2 separate regions of the Mus musculus genome follow, and region 2 is linked to region 1. A link is a loop called in an ENCODE intact Hi-C map of the cell type or tissue named here. Cell type or tissue: heart. All regions are shown on one strand. Links, peaks and the distances in the headings refer to the core of each region. The heading gives the core; the rest is flanking DNA.

What was found. Peaks named below come from ENCODE experiments on the same cell type or tissue, not always from the same donor. Only the 100,000 strongest peaks of a DNase experiment are listed, where the experiment ranks them.
Region 2: it touches region 1 in a loop (1.8-fold over the local background); 3 of 42 quality-filtered maps call a loop at or near these places.

The regions. Positions count from the first base shown.
Region 1 is chr5:4,492,291-4,500,325 of GRCm38, forward strand. No RefSeq gene overlaps it. Among named protein-coding and RNA genes, the nearest start is that of Gm40261, 220 kb to the left of the region's middle. In heart, for the core only: no CTCF peak of the experiment used is centred there; a DNase peak (open chromatin) is centred at 4,061; H3K27ac peaks cover 1,561 bases.
Region 2 is chr5:4,320,045-4,328,079 of GRCm38, forward strand. No RefSeq gene overlaps it. Among named protein-coding and RNA genes, the nearest start is that of Gm40261, 51 kb to the left of the region's middle. In heart, for the core only: no CTCF peak of the experiment used is centred there; DNase peaks (open chromatin) are centred at 2,787 and 3,497; H3K27ac peaks cover 1,151 bases.

The DNA of each region.
Region 1 (8,035 bases), core at 1,644-5,643:
TGGATCCCAGTAGCTGAACATTTCCCCACGTAAACAGTGTGTGTTCGTGTTCTGCAGGAACAGTATCTGTTCTTAACCACTAAGCCACCTCTGCAGCCTCCCGCCCTCAAGATTATACTCTATACATTATCTTTCAAGGCAGTGCCTTGCATCCAATAAGAATACAAACACTGGTGTTTGAACTATCCAAGGAAGAATCTTACTCTGCAACATAAAGTTTCCCCGAAACACAGAGAACTCAGAAACCAGCTGTGACCGTAGGACTAAGCACAGACTACATAGTCAGTGGTTATAAAGTTGGGTTGACCATCAAAGGAAAACATTCCCAAGGGAAAAAAATGGAATCCCTTTGCCCCCAGTTCAGATTTAGGTTCTACTTTGGAGATGTGTTCTTTCTTTGCCCTCTCCTAGGGATCCCGTGGGTGTAGATTCAGTTCAGACTTGTAAATCTTTTTAAGTGGCTCTCTCTTTAGCACATTAGAAGTCACAGCCTTCCCTTCCCTTGACATCAACGATCGGAGCTCATTTCCCTGCTCTTGCTGATGCAGAGGGACCGGTTGTTAGTTTACTCTTCATTGCTGTTCAGAGATATGCTGACAAACACAAGGATGCATTTGATGATGGGAAACAAAGACAGGCAAATGCACCCTGTTTAGGGAAGCCAAGCCTCCCAAAGAGAAGACAAGAGGCTGCCAAGTAGATTTGTGTTTTAACTTGTAATCCTTCCTGCTCCCAGCTTGTAGCCACCTAACTCTCTTTCACACCCTATTTTGATTTTCCTCTGTCAGAAGTAATAACAATGCCCTCAGGAGATGCTCCGTGTATGTCAGGGAACAGCAAGAGTTTACATGAGGGTCCCTCACAGAGGGAAACCCTTTGACAGGCAGTTTCCCCAGGGTTCTGACCAGGTCACCATCTGCAAGTAGAGAAACTAACTATTCCTTAATTGCTGAAACTTATGAAATGGCCATTTTTTTTATGTGGACAAACAGATATTTGAATAGCAGCAAATTTACATGGTTCAAACCAACAATTTGGTCAATTAGTCTATCACCTAGGAAAGTAAAAATGAATCTTAAACTTTTTCTTGTTTACTTTTCCCATTTTGAGCCCCATCCCCAACTCTTTAGCTGTAAAAGTTAATCAGCTCTGCACTCCTGGTGGGTGCACAAGGCTTTGCACCCACCCAAGAGCTCTGGATGGGAGAATGAAAAGACATACACACACAGAGACACAAACACAGACACACAGACTCAGACACACAGACCCAGACAGTCACACACACACACAGACACACACACACACACACACACACACACACACAGATACACACACGGACACTCAGACACACATGCACACACACACACACACACACACACACACACACACATACACTTTATTTTAATATTCCTAACAAGCTAAATGGCTGGGCACTTCCAAACCTCCCTGTGGCTAGCACACACTCCCCTGTGGTATTTCTGAGTTAACATTTCCTAAATCTATATTTTATCTTTGTTGCCCTGTTCCTTCTGAGCAGCCCTCCCATGGGTGCCGCTTTCCCTTTGCACCTACATTTCGGCTGTCTCATCTCCTGCTCCTTCATGGCATGGTCTGTCCTATGTCTCTCTCATGGCCAAATGCCTTCTTCCTCTAGGTCTCTCACCAGGGAAAACTAAAAGTGCCTCCTCTTTCACCCTGCCCAGCCATTGGCCACTGGCTCTTTATCAGTAAACCAACTGTTGGCAGAGACCTACCCCAGACCTTCGAATCCCTGTGTAAGCACAAGTCAATCCCCCAACACTCCTCTCCTCCTTTTCCTCTCCATTTCCTGTCTTTAGAGTTTAACCTTGGTGTTGAACTCTGTGGGTGGAGCAGACATTCTGCATGCAAATGTTTCAAAAGCGCACTCTCATCACAGGAAGTCTTCAACTGACTCTAGGTGTTTGGTGTCTGAGTGATGGTGAGTTGGAGTCCAGTATATTCTCAGACCACCTCAGAGTCTCTCCCATGGATGACTCTACAGCCTTCCCAGGAGTGCTGACCCAGTGTTCGGCTCATCTGCAGCCAGTCAAGATATTTCTCTGTCTTTAGAAACCGTGTTGTATGACACGATTGCAAAGAAGATGTCAATAGACGTCAACTCACCCTCTAGGGAACAAATGACAGAGCAAAGTGCAGATGCCACTGGTGTGCAATTTGGTGAACAAGTGAGTTTTATCGGGACTATTTAAAGGGATATGGGTAAAGGTTACTTACAGGAAAGGAAACAGCTATGTGTCTAAATCCCACCACAGCGTGTGACAGCTCACAAGAGTGGGAAACCTGGAGCATACTGTATAAACTGAAGGCAGTTCAACAGGTGGAGAGTACCCTTTCCATGGGGCTCAGTTTCTGCCTCTTCCAGGAAGCTCAGCGTGTCTGAGAATGCCACTTGGGAGTCTTTGCAGTTAACCCATGCTTGGGATGGAGAGGCCTAGCAAATATGGTCAGTTTCAGGCTCTTCTGAACCTTTTGAGTTTTTTATTTCCATGGGATACTTCATTTCCTGGTTACTCTTAGAAGAAATTGTTACACAGCAAACAGGAAAAACCCTTCTTTATGTGTTTTCTACTCACAGACTCATTCCATTTCCCCAGCACTGTACTTTAAAAGTTTTGGCTTTTGGAAAGCAAAAGTCCGAAATCTTTAGAGACTTCTCACTTTTTACAGGGGAAGAAAAAGAACTTTCCCTGGAGCAGGAGAGAGCTGAACTCTTAAGTAGGACAGGCATGGTAGTGGCAAGTGTGAGGGAAGATACTATCACAAACTACTTAGCTACAAAGAGAATATTTGGTAGGGCTCAGAAATGTAAAAGAACACCATCTTCCCCACAAGGTCCAGCTTCCATCCGCACCCCCACCAGCCCCCTAGGTCCCAGAGAACAATAAGGTCCAAAGGGGATGTTCCTGGAAGCCGGTCATCTGTCTTGGTCTCCCGCTTTCAGAGAATGTGAATTTGTTCATCCCACACCCAGTCCAAGAGTGAAGCTGAAGAGAACTTTCCAGTTCGACTCGTGTTGATTCCTACCTTGTCAGAACTGGTCTCTTACAAATAATCCTAAGAAGTGAGCAGGGGTCACATCCAGACACTGGGGAGCAGAGACGACCGGACCAGCTGAAGGTCCTCCCATCTAGGCCCAAGAGTTACAACCCCAACCCTCACCACGCCCCTGACCTTCAGCTATTCAGACTTTTTCTTTTAAGATAACCTCAGGCTCGCATGGGCTGGAACTAGGTGCTGGCACATAATATAACATGTGCAGCTTGGTCTTTATGCAGGTCCCGCAATGACAGACGCAGGGAGCTGTTCTTGAATCTGTTGCTTGCCTGTGGATCCTGTTCCCCAAGCTGTGCTGCCTTGTCTGGCCTCAGTGGGAGAGGATGCTCCTGCAAAGAGCGGATGTGCTGCAGGGAGGGGGACACCAAGGGGAGCAACCCCTTCTCAAAGGAGAAGGGGAGGGAATAGGGGAAGGATTTATGTGAGAGGGTACTGGGAGGAGAGGGGAGCGGTTATATTAGGATGTAAAGTGAATAAACAAATTAAAAAAATAGCTTCAGGCTTTTTGCTAGGCTTTTTGCTACCTGTTCAAACATAGGGGCAGCACTGGCCTATGGTATTTAAACCTAATTTTTTCACTTGGCTTTGTTTCCTCATCGCCCAGGTGGGTGAATAATTTGGCTACCTGTAAAGCCATCTTTGTGGGTCAGAGAAACCCTGTCTCGAAAAACAAAACAAACAAACAAAAAGAAAAGAAAAGAAAAGAAAAGAAAAGAAAAGAAAAGAAAAGAAAAGAAAAGAAAAAAGAAAAGCCATCTTGTGAAGCCCTGCCTTTTTTATGCACCACTGACAGCAAATACTTCACGACTGAGTCAGAGCCACAGTCATTGTGGAGGTCGCCCTGGGCTGCCTTGTCTTCAATGGTGTCCTTGCCAGGCTGCCAAGGAAGCTCTTGCTGGGCAAGCTGGGAACACACTGTCTGTTGGAAGAATGTCCCATTCAGGAGCTGCGGTTTGTGCCAAGGCTCGACAGTCCCCACAAAGGCGCACAGGGGCGACCCAGAGAAGGAAATGAACAACAAAAACCCCAAAGCCTGGCTGACATACACTGCCCGGGAGCTTTCTGTTCCAGCATGCTGTCTTCTGGCAACCGACAAACGGACACAGGGCCACACAAGAGGAATACGTTTCAAGGAGGAAAACTTTGTGCCAGATAAGAAATGAGATATAATAATAAAGCTGGACCGAGGTAGTCTATGGACTTAGGAAGTTATAAAATATTTATGGGGAAATTCTTCGCTTGGGGATGAGAGTCTGAATGTCGGAAGAAGCTTGGAGACAGGAGAGGGGGCGGGATGGGGGATGTTTACCGAGTTAAGACACGCTCCTTTGTTAGTTCCTCGGTGTGTAAGAGGAGGTTTTGTAAGATGTGAGGAAAAGCTTCAGAGAAGAGCAACGAGGCAGGCTGAGCCTTGTCGGTAGGACCAGGACATGAGCAGATGAAACCTAATACAATAGTCATAATGAAGAACTCCTTCTCCGTAGCCTCAGAAGGACTGGGAATGTGGGACCCTATGTACTCTATCTGCGCGTTTAATCTCTGTGAATGAGAGAGGAATCCAGGACTCTGGGCAAGACCTTAGGAGCTGAAAGACACGCTGAACAGTTTCCTCTCATCAATGTGGCACTCAAAGGTGCTGAGCAAACAAACACAGGAAAACCTTTTTTTTTTTGCTATTGATGCTGTTCCACAGTTAGGCAATTGTCAGCTGTGAGGTCATAGCTTTAACAAGCTTTCCCACTACAGGAAAAAAGTACTTGAGAGGAATTTAACCTTTTTCCTCCTGGAGAGTTGATTAAAAAAACTATTGAATTTGCTCTTTGACAACTTCATACACATATAAAGCATATTCCAATTACTATACCCTCTTACCTTTTCTTATTTCTCATCTCCATTCCATCTTTATACCTCTTCCATACCTTCCCTCAAGGCACATTCCTATATTCATGAGGGTTTTGTTGTTGTTTTGTTTTGCTTTGTTTATAGGCCTGCTGAATTTAACCAGGATTTAGAACCATCCACCGGAGTCTGATGCTGATGTGCTCCAGAGTAAGCTAGGAGTAGTTCATTGGGAAGCGGTTTCATCTGGGAACCTCTCCCCTGCGACTCTCTCTCTCTCTGTCTCTCTCTCTCTCTCTGTGTCTCTGTCTCTCTCTCTCTGTCTCTCTCTCTGTCTCTCTGTCTCTGTCTCTCTCTCTCTGTCTCTCTCTGTCTCTCAGTCTGTCTGTCTCTGTCTGTCTGTCTGTCTGTCTCTGTCTGTCTGTCTGTCTGTCTGTCTCTCTCTCTCTCTCTCTTTCTCTCTCTCTCTTCCATAATTGACTATTGGCAGGCCCAGTCTTGTTATGAACTCACTGTAGGCAGCCACAGCTGAGTTGAGACCACAGCTGCAGTGGTTCTGCCATGGCCAGAATATGGCCCTTTCTCCCTTATCTCCTTCAAGAGAATTAAAGGAAACATTTATCATGGCTTTCAGTGTTTTGAGGTCCAATTCAAGTCTCTCGCCCACTTATTGCCCAAAACAGTCACTGCAGGCTACAGACTAATCAGGTAGGGCAGACTCTTGGCCTCCGTTCACAGTGGATGAGTTGATGCAGAGTTTTGCAGGCTTTGCCTGGAGGCCACCACCCAGTGCGCCCAGGTCTCTACTACAGTCCTTACCTATCTCATCCCCTTGCCATACCACTGAGGCTTTTAGTAAAGGCTGCCTCACACTGACAGTTTGCTGGGACAGGTCAGCCACAGAGTGACAAGACACCAGCAAGATGCAACTTCTTGCTATAAAAAGAGCACGACCCATGTGGAAAGAAAAGAATAACCGTGAAAAGGCTATTTTTATACATAATACAGAATTTGGGAATTCTTTTCAGTTTGTTTAAAAAAGTGAATTTTAAAAATCAAATCCAGGCATAGGAATCAAAGTTCTGCCTGGATTAGAAGCCGTGATGCCTTGGAAATCGCCACCGAAGAGCAACACACCTCTTTTCTTCATTGCTGAGTCCCATCCCACACTCAGGCCTTTGGTGGCAGAGTTGAAATGTTGCAGGCTGAGCATATAGTTGCAGCTTATGTAGGCTCTAGCATGTAAGTGATTGTGGCATTGAGAAAGTCCCTTACTCATGCCGAATGCCAAGGATCTTTTCAGTGAGAGAGGTGCGCATTCTTTCCCAATGCCAAAAACCTTCATGTGAAGATCATCAGGGAGCACGGAAGCCAGAACTCCAGAACTCCAAGTTCTACTAAAACCCAGCATGAGGCTGACATTCCAAAGAGCACAGCTTCCCCCCTGCACAGAGAGGCTGAGTGACTGGAAAGCTGTAATGAGACAAATGGCAGCATCTTAGGGTCTCTTGAGAGTGTCTGTGCCTCCCTGCTTTTCAAGGGGCCTGCCTGGGAGTTTTAGAGTCCTTTGAGATTTCTTCAAGAGGCACCAGGTTGCCTTGCATTCTGCTGTCACTTATTTTGGAAAGCATTCCTGGGTCTTTGTTATGGATCGCACGATGCCCAGTTTCTGTGAAGGGCCATGAGGGGTTAATGCCCAGCTCCTCTCATTCTTCCCAGTAATTGAGATTTTATAATTACTTTCATCAAAGGTATGTCGGTAAGGCCATGAAGGAAAAGAAGCACTTGATTTCCACGGAGAAATTTCATAAATCCCAGGCCCTCATTCTTCATATTTCAGGCTCAGTAGATCAATTTCATTAAAACCAAGATGCATAGGGGGGTGGGGGGTGGAGCTGATTTGCCCTAAAACCCTTTGTCTTCTGCTGAACAAATACAAAGGCAGTGAAGTTTGTTTCTATGTCCCTTTGCCCTTCCGCTTAAGACTTACATTCCTTTGCCTTGTGCCAAATTTAGCAGGGTTGGAGGTGGGGAGGTGGACCGGAGGGAGACGTTTATATAATATTCGCTCAAATCTCTTCTTCAGTTTTTATTGCAGGACTCTGAGCTCTGTAGGCAGGAGGGAATTTTGAATGAACTCAGCTTTTAGTGACCAGGAGTGGAGACATAAAAGGAGCTTTTCAGCCTCTCTGGTTACAGAGATAAGTACAAAGGGTTACCGGCACTAAGTCTGTGGTAATAGCTGCTATAAGTACTGACCATGATTTGAATCTCCCGATAACTGATTCTGGGGAGGCCAGAATATTTATCAAGCCATTAGGAGAAGCTGTTTCTTGCTGATAAGATGCCTACAACTGATGAGGTCCACCTGAAGACAGGGATGAGGCTGGTCTGGATTTACAGCCATTTGCACGGAGAGCAAATAAATCTTGTTTTTAAGAACAGCAGGAGACATTCATCAGCAAAATTATGTGCGTAGCCTGGAGCAAGCCTAGGGAATGCTAAGAAGAAAGAGTAGGTGAGCACCCTTGTGTACAAGGTGGTTGAAAACTGCACTTGGGCTTGGCACATGATGTTGTTAGGATTTTATTGACTTGGAGGCTAAGGAAGAAGTGGGTGGGACAGATGACAGGGATAAGTTAAATGAGGGGATTTAGAAAATTAAACCAGCCATCTTATAACGTGTGACTGCAGAGCTTTTCTTTGGTACTTTCTACAGTGGAAGAAGCTACAGTATAGTCAATACTGCAGTTAAAGCGAATAATGCCAGAGGGGCTGTCTACCTGCATCTTGGTTTCTGTGAAGTTGTACAACATGCTGAGACCTCAGGCCACCTTCTATGTTTTAGCCTGGCTTTGCCTGGTTGGTCCAGACTTTCCTTTCCTTTCCTTTCCTTTCCTTTCCTTTCCTTTCCTTTCCTTTCCTTTCCTTTCCTTTCCTTTCCTTTCCTTTCCTCTCCTTTCCCCTTTCCTTCCATTTATCCTTGTCTTCCTTCCTTCCTTCCTTCCTTCCTTCCTTCCTTTCTTTCTTTCTCTTTCTTTCTTTCTTTCCTTCTTTCTTCCTTCCTTTCTTTCTTCCTTCCTTTCTTTCTTTCTTTCTT
Region 2 (8,035 bases), core at 1,685-5,684, 170 kb before region 1:
GAAGCAGGTAGGTGGAGGAATGTCACTATCTGTTTTATGATTAGCATACCTTGGATCATTGAGTCATAGAGGTCACATTCTCAAGCCTGGGCCTAAAGGCCTAGAATTTTACTTTTACGTTATAATTTTTCAACTTCATGAAATTTGCAGGCAAATGGATGGAACTAGAAAATATAATTCTGAGTGAGGTAACCCAGTCACAAAAGAGCACACATGATCACTGATAACTGGCTATAAGCGTAAAAGCTTGGAATACTCAAGATACAATTTATAGACCACATGAAGCTCAAGAAGAAGGAAGACCAAAGTGTGGATGCTTCAGTCCTACTTAGAAGGGGGAACAAAATAATCACGGGAGATAGAGGGTAGGAGGGACTTGGGAGGAAGAAAGGAGGAGTAGAGGAAAAACAGGGGGCAGGATCAGGTGTGGGAGGAGATGAGGGAGATGTACAGAGGGTCAGGAAATTGAACAGAGGTGTGTAGCAGTAAGAAATGGGGAACAGGGGGTAGCAACCAGAAAGTCCCAGATGCCAGGAAAGCAAGAGGCTCCCAGGACCCAACAGGGATGACATTAGCTGAAATACCCAACAAAGGGGAGAGAGAACCTGTAGAGATCATGCTAAATCTTAAATATACAATTATAGATATTATTATCTCCACATTACATTATTTTTTTTAGTACTGGCGATATTAATCTATGGCCTCCTGGAAGCCGGGCAAGCATGCTAGTCCTAAGCTAGACTCCAGCCCTATTTATATATTGTTGAAGATAAAACTAAGACTTGTGATTTAAATCATTTGTCTAAACGCATCATAATAGGTTGTGGAGAAAAAGCATCTTTTTTAGTCATCCTCACAGCCTTTCTCCACTCACATGTGGTACTTGCTGACTATCCAGGAGCAAGCGTTCACTTGGGGCATAAAAAAAAGTGTCCTCCAAGCAGATTTAATATATTTTGATCATAGAAAGAGACATATATGCTGATTTTCATATTTTGATAAGTGACAATGTAAAGCTTATATCACCAGCATGTGGGCATAATTAAATAATTGAACTAAGCTGTTTATGTGTCTATACCTAGACATTTAACATTTGAAAATCCCTTGCTCCACACAAGGAATCTACTCACCATGTCAGTCAGCACGAGGTAATCAGGAAGTATACTGTAGTTTGAAAAAGGAACAGTTAGTTGTTTGAAATATTTAAATATTCAAAATATTTCTTATAAGAGAATCACAGGCAACGAAATAAAAATCTTGCAAGTGGTTAAGAACAACCACAAGCTATTTGTTAAAAAGCAGAGATAAAATAATTTTCTTCTCTTTTCTTTTCTCTTCTCTTCTTTTTTTTTTTTTTCATTTTTCTTTTTCTTTTTCTTTTTTTTTTTTTTTTTGTCAGAATCTTCTTTGAGTTCAGACAACTGGATCTATGAAAGAGAAGATGGGGAGAACAGAATGAAAGTTGGTGTTCTAAAAGCTTCCTCATGTTTTTGGAAGGCCGGGACCGTTGTAAAAGGCACTTCTTCTAAAATAGGTTTCCTGAAGTCCATCCATCTTATTATGCCACACAGTGCCTCTCTTTTGTTTCTCAGCCTTGGTTTCTATTTTTATCTATTTTTATCTCTATGGTTCTGAGATGGTCACGTGATATGCAAATTGCTTTAGGATGGTGAAAGTATGTTCACATGGCAAAGTGAGTGTTGCAGACAGTCTTTCCTAATTGTTTCCCCTTGTAATCTAGTTTTCTTATGCTTCCCCACTGCCCACCCCAAGCCCCCTATTCAGAGGCAGGACATTGAGAGTTCTCCTGGAAAAGAGAGAGGAGTTAAGAAAGAGAAAGCTCTTCAAGATCTAGGTAGCAAGATGGCAGTGGCAAAAGGAAGGGAAGATGGTGTGGGGAGGAAGACTGGGGAGAGGAGGGGGGCAAGAAAGGGAAAAGGGATCGAGGAGGACAGGAACGCAATCCTGGTCTATCAGTTTCACAAATGTTGATGTCAAAAACTTCCAGAAAGGCTTTCAGAGGGATGGGACACCCCTCACCCTCCCAACCCAAGCACCACCCCCAAACCCCAGGGGTCCCACCACCACCCCAATTCCCCAGAGAATGAAGGCCTATGAGAAATATTTTGAGATATGGCAGATTGGTGTGGGAAAAAGCATGTGTATGTCCCAAGATACCACTTCCTGTTTCTCAGGACTTGTGTGTGGTGTGTATGGAAATCTAGACCTCCTCATTTTCAAAGGGGGGAGGTGAGGATATGAGTGTTTCTAAGAGATGGAGATCCCAGAGTGGCCCACTAACAAATTCCTGCCTACTAGACAGATGCCCATAAGAAAGGCAGCTAGCACTCACTGTTGGTGAGGAACCTGGGGAACCCCTCTTGCATTGGTAGTGGAAGTCCAACCCCATACAGATGTTCTAAGAATTTTAACTGGTAGTCCTTCAAAAAGCCAGGTCATGCCCACTGATGTTCCCACAATCTCATACAATGATGCTTTCCCAGCTACCTGGGTATCCCTTAATTGGACAACCACCACAGCACCTAGGTTTTATAAGCATTGGAGTGGATGGCTCTAGGAGGGAAGGGAGTGGGAGTCAGGATGGAGCATTAAAGGAAAAGCAGTCCACTTAATAAAACATGATGCAGGGCTTGTGAAGTTGGATGAGAGTAGACAGTGGGGTAAGAGATCTAATTCACCCAGCTCTGAGTCTTCTGTTAAAAGCAGACACGAGCAAGCTGTGTTTGTATGTCTGGGTCATGGCAAATGTGCAAGATGTTGAACGGTGGGACTGTTTCCAGAGTAGCCTCCTTCCTGTAAGGGAGGCCTTGTGAGGAACGGTCAGCTTCTCAGTAAGCTCTTCATCCACATGGCATAAACAGACGATTTCAGGGCCAGAATGGAACTCAGTAAAATGCTTGTTATGTCGTTCTCCGATGCCTGGAAAGATGAAACATTTACCCCCTGAGATTAATTTTTCACTGACTGATCAAACTCAATGTACTGTTTATGTTCTCTGTAACAGGAATTTTAAAGCACATAAATTTTTAAGCAAGAGTCTGATATCCAAAAAGATACATTACTTTGATCTAAAGTAATTTGAAGTTCAACTGGGTGAAGTACTCCTACTCTTTAAGCTACTTATTTATAAAATATGGATCTAGTTAATCAGATTTATAGTATGAAGCTGGGAACATTCTACGATGACTCATGATCACTAAGGTTCTGAAAAGACTTTCCTTCAGAGGCTTCACTACCTACTAGCCACATGCTGACCCATCACTGTTCTTTTCTGGATCAGTTTCCTCATCTGTAAAATGGTTGGACGAGCAGATATATGATGTCCTCTCAACTCTGCAAGTGCTGTGATTTCACAGCCACAAAGCACATATAAAACAGTAAATTCCACCAAACTGAAAGTTCTTCCCACAGTCTATCTGCATTGCTGCAAGCCAAGAGAAGCTGGCACACTCTAACCCCAGAGCTGTAGATGACTCAGTCTGTATTTGCACACAGTGTTTCTCTTGCGTCTCCCTGGCATTCTCTGAGCCAGACTTACTCATATGTTAGGTCCAGTGTACAAAGTGTCTCTAGTATTTCTGAGGCTGAGATTTGAGCAGTAAATGGTATGCTGATAGTCCTACGTTTAGGATCCATGACTCTGAAAGGTTTCTTTAGGGACATCCAATACAAATAATATCTTGTCTGGTGTCCAAGGTGGTGGTGTTCTATGCTGCTGCTGTTGTTGATTATGATGATGATGTTGGTGATGATAATAAAAATGATAGTAATGATGATGATACATTATATTCCTGGCACAGATAACATGCTGAGTGCTTTCCAAATATTTGAGTCCTTATAGTGCCTGCAAAATAAGTACTAACATTATTTCCTTTTATACCGTAGGAAGACACAGAGACATTAGATAACTTCCTTATTGTTGTTACCCATTGAGAAAATGGAAGGGCTAATATTTGAACATAGGCTAGTTAGGTCAATTGTTCATTATTTTAGATATTATGTCTCTACTATCTTTCTAATAAATAATGAAGCTCCAGATTATGTACATATTTGGATATTACGTTAGATAATTATCTGCACTACATGTTTAGCACAGTGTTCCCACTATTTCAGTGGTGAGGAACTCTTAAGAGAAAGATGATCAGAAAGGAACCCATTGACTTATTTCCCTTCTTCTGTTCCTGGATTTAACATTTCAATGAAAGTAGTTAGTAGTTTTTGAGTCCCTCTGCACCAGTCTGGGTGTTTTGTGTATTAAGTTCTGATTGTTGTTGCCCTATATGGAGTATGCTTGGAGATTAGCTCATCTCACTAATGAAGAGCTCTCAGGTGTTCCGTACCTTTTGCTGGTCAGATACCTACTGAAAATCTCAAGAAAAACCATCTAACTGAGAATCTGTCTGCCCCTTGATGCTCATGTCTAAGTGTGCTAGCATTAGTGGACCTGGGTGAGGGAAAATCTTTCTAAAATGTCTTTAACGTCACATCAAACTCTCACTCTTTGAGTCTCTTGTTTATGTGAATCAAGGTTCCCCACTTACTCCTGGACAGGCTATAATCTTAAATTAAGCAGCTGGTTCTTTGTCATTTGTGGGCTTTGAACAAAAACACAAAATCTTATTAAGCAACCAAGAGAAATAATACACCAAAAACTCGATTTTTATTTTCTCTACTGAAGCTATTTGAAATCCAGTATTATTATTTATATTTTTGGAGGATTTTCTTTCACTAGTGAGCGTTGTTTGAGCATTTTATTTCTTTCTTCACACATATTTAAAAGGCATTCCGACTGTGTGGTATTATGCTACACATGAAATGTTCTAGAAGGCAGCATAAGGAAATAGTGACTATCTATAAAACTGTGGTCTTTTGTATGTTTTTTTATGTGTGTGAGTGGGGTGAAGACACCCACACATGCATGTGGAAGACAGAAGTCAGCACCGGGAGGACTTCCTATATTGCTCTTCACATTATTAGTGAGAAACAGGTTGTTTACTGAGGCAGGAGCTTATCATTAGTGTCAAACCAGTTGGCCCACGCACCCCAGGAGCTGTCTATTCTGTACCCCAGCCGTGTGCTATACAAGTCCATATTGCCACACCAGCTTTTATGCAGGTTTTGGGCATCTGGGCTCAGGGTTTCATGTTTGTGCAAACATTTTGCCCAAACATTTCTTTAGCCCCTGATGATTGCTTTTATATAATATTTACAATTATTTTTAGAAATTCAAAGTGTCTTTTCATAAATATAAATATTTATATGTAGGTCAAAGGGTACTGTCCCATCTGCAGCTCTTGGATCAAGGTTAGTGGTCCAGGTCAGCAGTGTTAAATGGAGGAGCAGTTACCACACAGGTGACTGAGAGGGACATAGCTGGAACTCTAACGCTGCTGGCTTTAGTGGGGTTAAATCTAGCCAGTGTGTACATTTCTTTTGTCTTTAATTTTGAGCTCCCCACCTCCATTTTCAGACAGTAAAGTACTTTAAATTAAACATTTCTTTAACAAAAGAGTCTGATCTTAAGGTGAAGATTGTGTTAAATCAGTTAAAATTTTCAGGGAAAAATTCAAATCTTAAAAAAAAATGCTCTTCTAAAAGATGATCATGAATTTCCAAGGCAAGAAAACGTCCTTACCAAAAACAGGAGGTGGGGTGACAGAAGGGAGGGAGGGAAGGAAGGAGGGAGGGAGGGAGAGAGAGAGAGAGAGAGATGAGAAAGAAAGATGAGAGAGAAAGTTGAGAGAGAGATGAGAGAGAGACAGAGAGACTGAGAGACTGAGGTAAGGACAGTTGTGACTAATTGCCTGGGAATGGTTCCTTAGCCCTGAGAAAGGGTGGAAAGGTGGGTGAGGAAGTGGGGGCCTGTGACCGAATGACCCCAATGTCTTGTTTATATTTCCTTATCACAAATCTTCCTGCTAAAGTGGAGTGTTGGAAAAGTGGCTTTAGTCTGCCAGAGCAACTCTTGGCCTTGGTCCAAGCCTAACTTAAGTTTATCAGGAATGCATTCTTTACCATGTATAGTACTGGCCTGTTCTAATGAGGACCAGACACTGTAGCCAATTAGGAAAGAGAGCACACCCTAATGCTATCTGTCACGTAGAAGTACCCACGACTGTGGCTTTTTGTGGCAAAAAAAAAAAAAAAAAAAAAAAAAAAAAATCCAGGGATCCTGTGTCAAAGCATTTTGAGGGACAGAAATCTTGAAAAAAGTCATCCAGTTTTTGGATTCTTAGGAGAAAGAAAATGTTTTAAAGCTTATTTTACTGGGACAAAAACATAATCTATTTAAAATTATGTATGTGAATTATTTAAGACAACTAAGGGAGTTTGAGCAGGGCTCCAAGGGAAACCGTGATGAAGTTGGCTCTGGAGGGAGGCTGCACGGAGCAGTTTTAGGGGCGATAGGATAATGAATGGTTAAGATAAAAAGAGACAGTCTATGTAGGGGAAAGGTGAGGAGGTCACAAGGTCATAACACAGACACTCACTGTGTACACAAATTCACAGGAGGTCTGCCATTGGCTTGGGAAAATATACATGATTCCAAAATACGCTTTACAACATCGAGTGTTCTCCACTCTTTATTTATACGGTGCTTATCTCTAAGCAGCTCCAGGAGTTTATTTAGAATTCAGATTAGTCTTAATAAAAGCCAAATTAGCTAGGAAGTACAACTGCTGTTTAGGAATGAGGAAGCTAGGATTGGAAAGGGTTGAGTCTTTCTCTGAAAATCACTTTGAAGAATGTTATAACAGGAAGGAGGGAGCTGGCCTCTCCCATTCTCTGCCCTCATGTCACTAGGTCACTTCTGACACCAGGTGTGTGCTTTTCACACGCGAAGTCATTTCTCAACTCCACCTGGGTATCTCACAACTCAATTTAACTCCAACACTGACTGCAGGTAGCACACAGCCCACAGGTGACAGGCTCATCCCACAGATTACCCCTAAGTCACATGCCAGACAAATCCAGAATGTTAATCCGTGAACCCCTGGGACCCTGGGACACTTCCCATGAGTCAAAACACTTGCTAGAATGGCTCACCCAAACCAGCAAATTGTTTTACGAATGGCTACTCATTTTTCATGTAAAGATTCAACTCAGAAATGAGTGGATAGAAGGAATGCTTTAAGACAAGGTAAAGATGAAGGACCATGAAAATTCACATCCCTTTCCAGGCACATGACTCACGTGTGTTCATCCACTCAGAAACTCTCAAACCTTGTCCTTTGAGACTTTATGGTGATTAATATGTAGGCATGTCTGATGAACTCAACCTGTAGCTATTTTCTTCTCCTCTGAGTCACTAATCACAAGGTTGATTTGATGGCAACTGGCCCCCTTCCTGAGGTTATACAGGAGACCCATACCATTTCAGCCTACAAGGGACTCTTTTGATTTCAGAGAGTCTATGGGTTTCAGAAACTATATGACAGGAGAAAGAAATATCATATATACACACATAACACATCTACACATTGATGTCACCATATGCAATTTTCATATTGTATTTTATTTTAATATGTTTCAATTGAAATAGAATTACATCACTTTCCATCTTCCCTTTCCTTTCTCCAGCCCCTCAAACAACTCCCATGTTCCCCTCCCCACTCTCAATAGTTTCTTTTTCTTTGGTTGATACTGTTACATACATGCATAGGCATATATAGCCCAAATATATGTAAAAATAAGCTGTTGAGTATATTTTTGTTGTTTGTGTGTATATATATATGTTCAGGGCTGAGCACTATATAATTTTGATTACATCACTGTTTCACAGACCATGGCCCAGATTTTCTTCTGCTTACCCATTGAGGAGGTTATGGGTGTCATGGCCGCCATCTGAAGTTAACACACTCTGAGGGCTAGAGATGGAGTCCAGGCTTGATTGTCTAGCATGCTTGGTGTTCTAGCTTAGACCCCTAGCACTGGGAGAAAAAGATGTTGACACTCCAGCTGAATGATAAAAGTCTATATTCTGAAAAATTATAATATCATTCAGTCTTTTTAT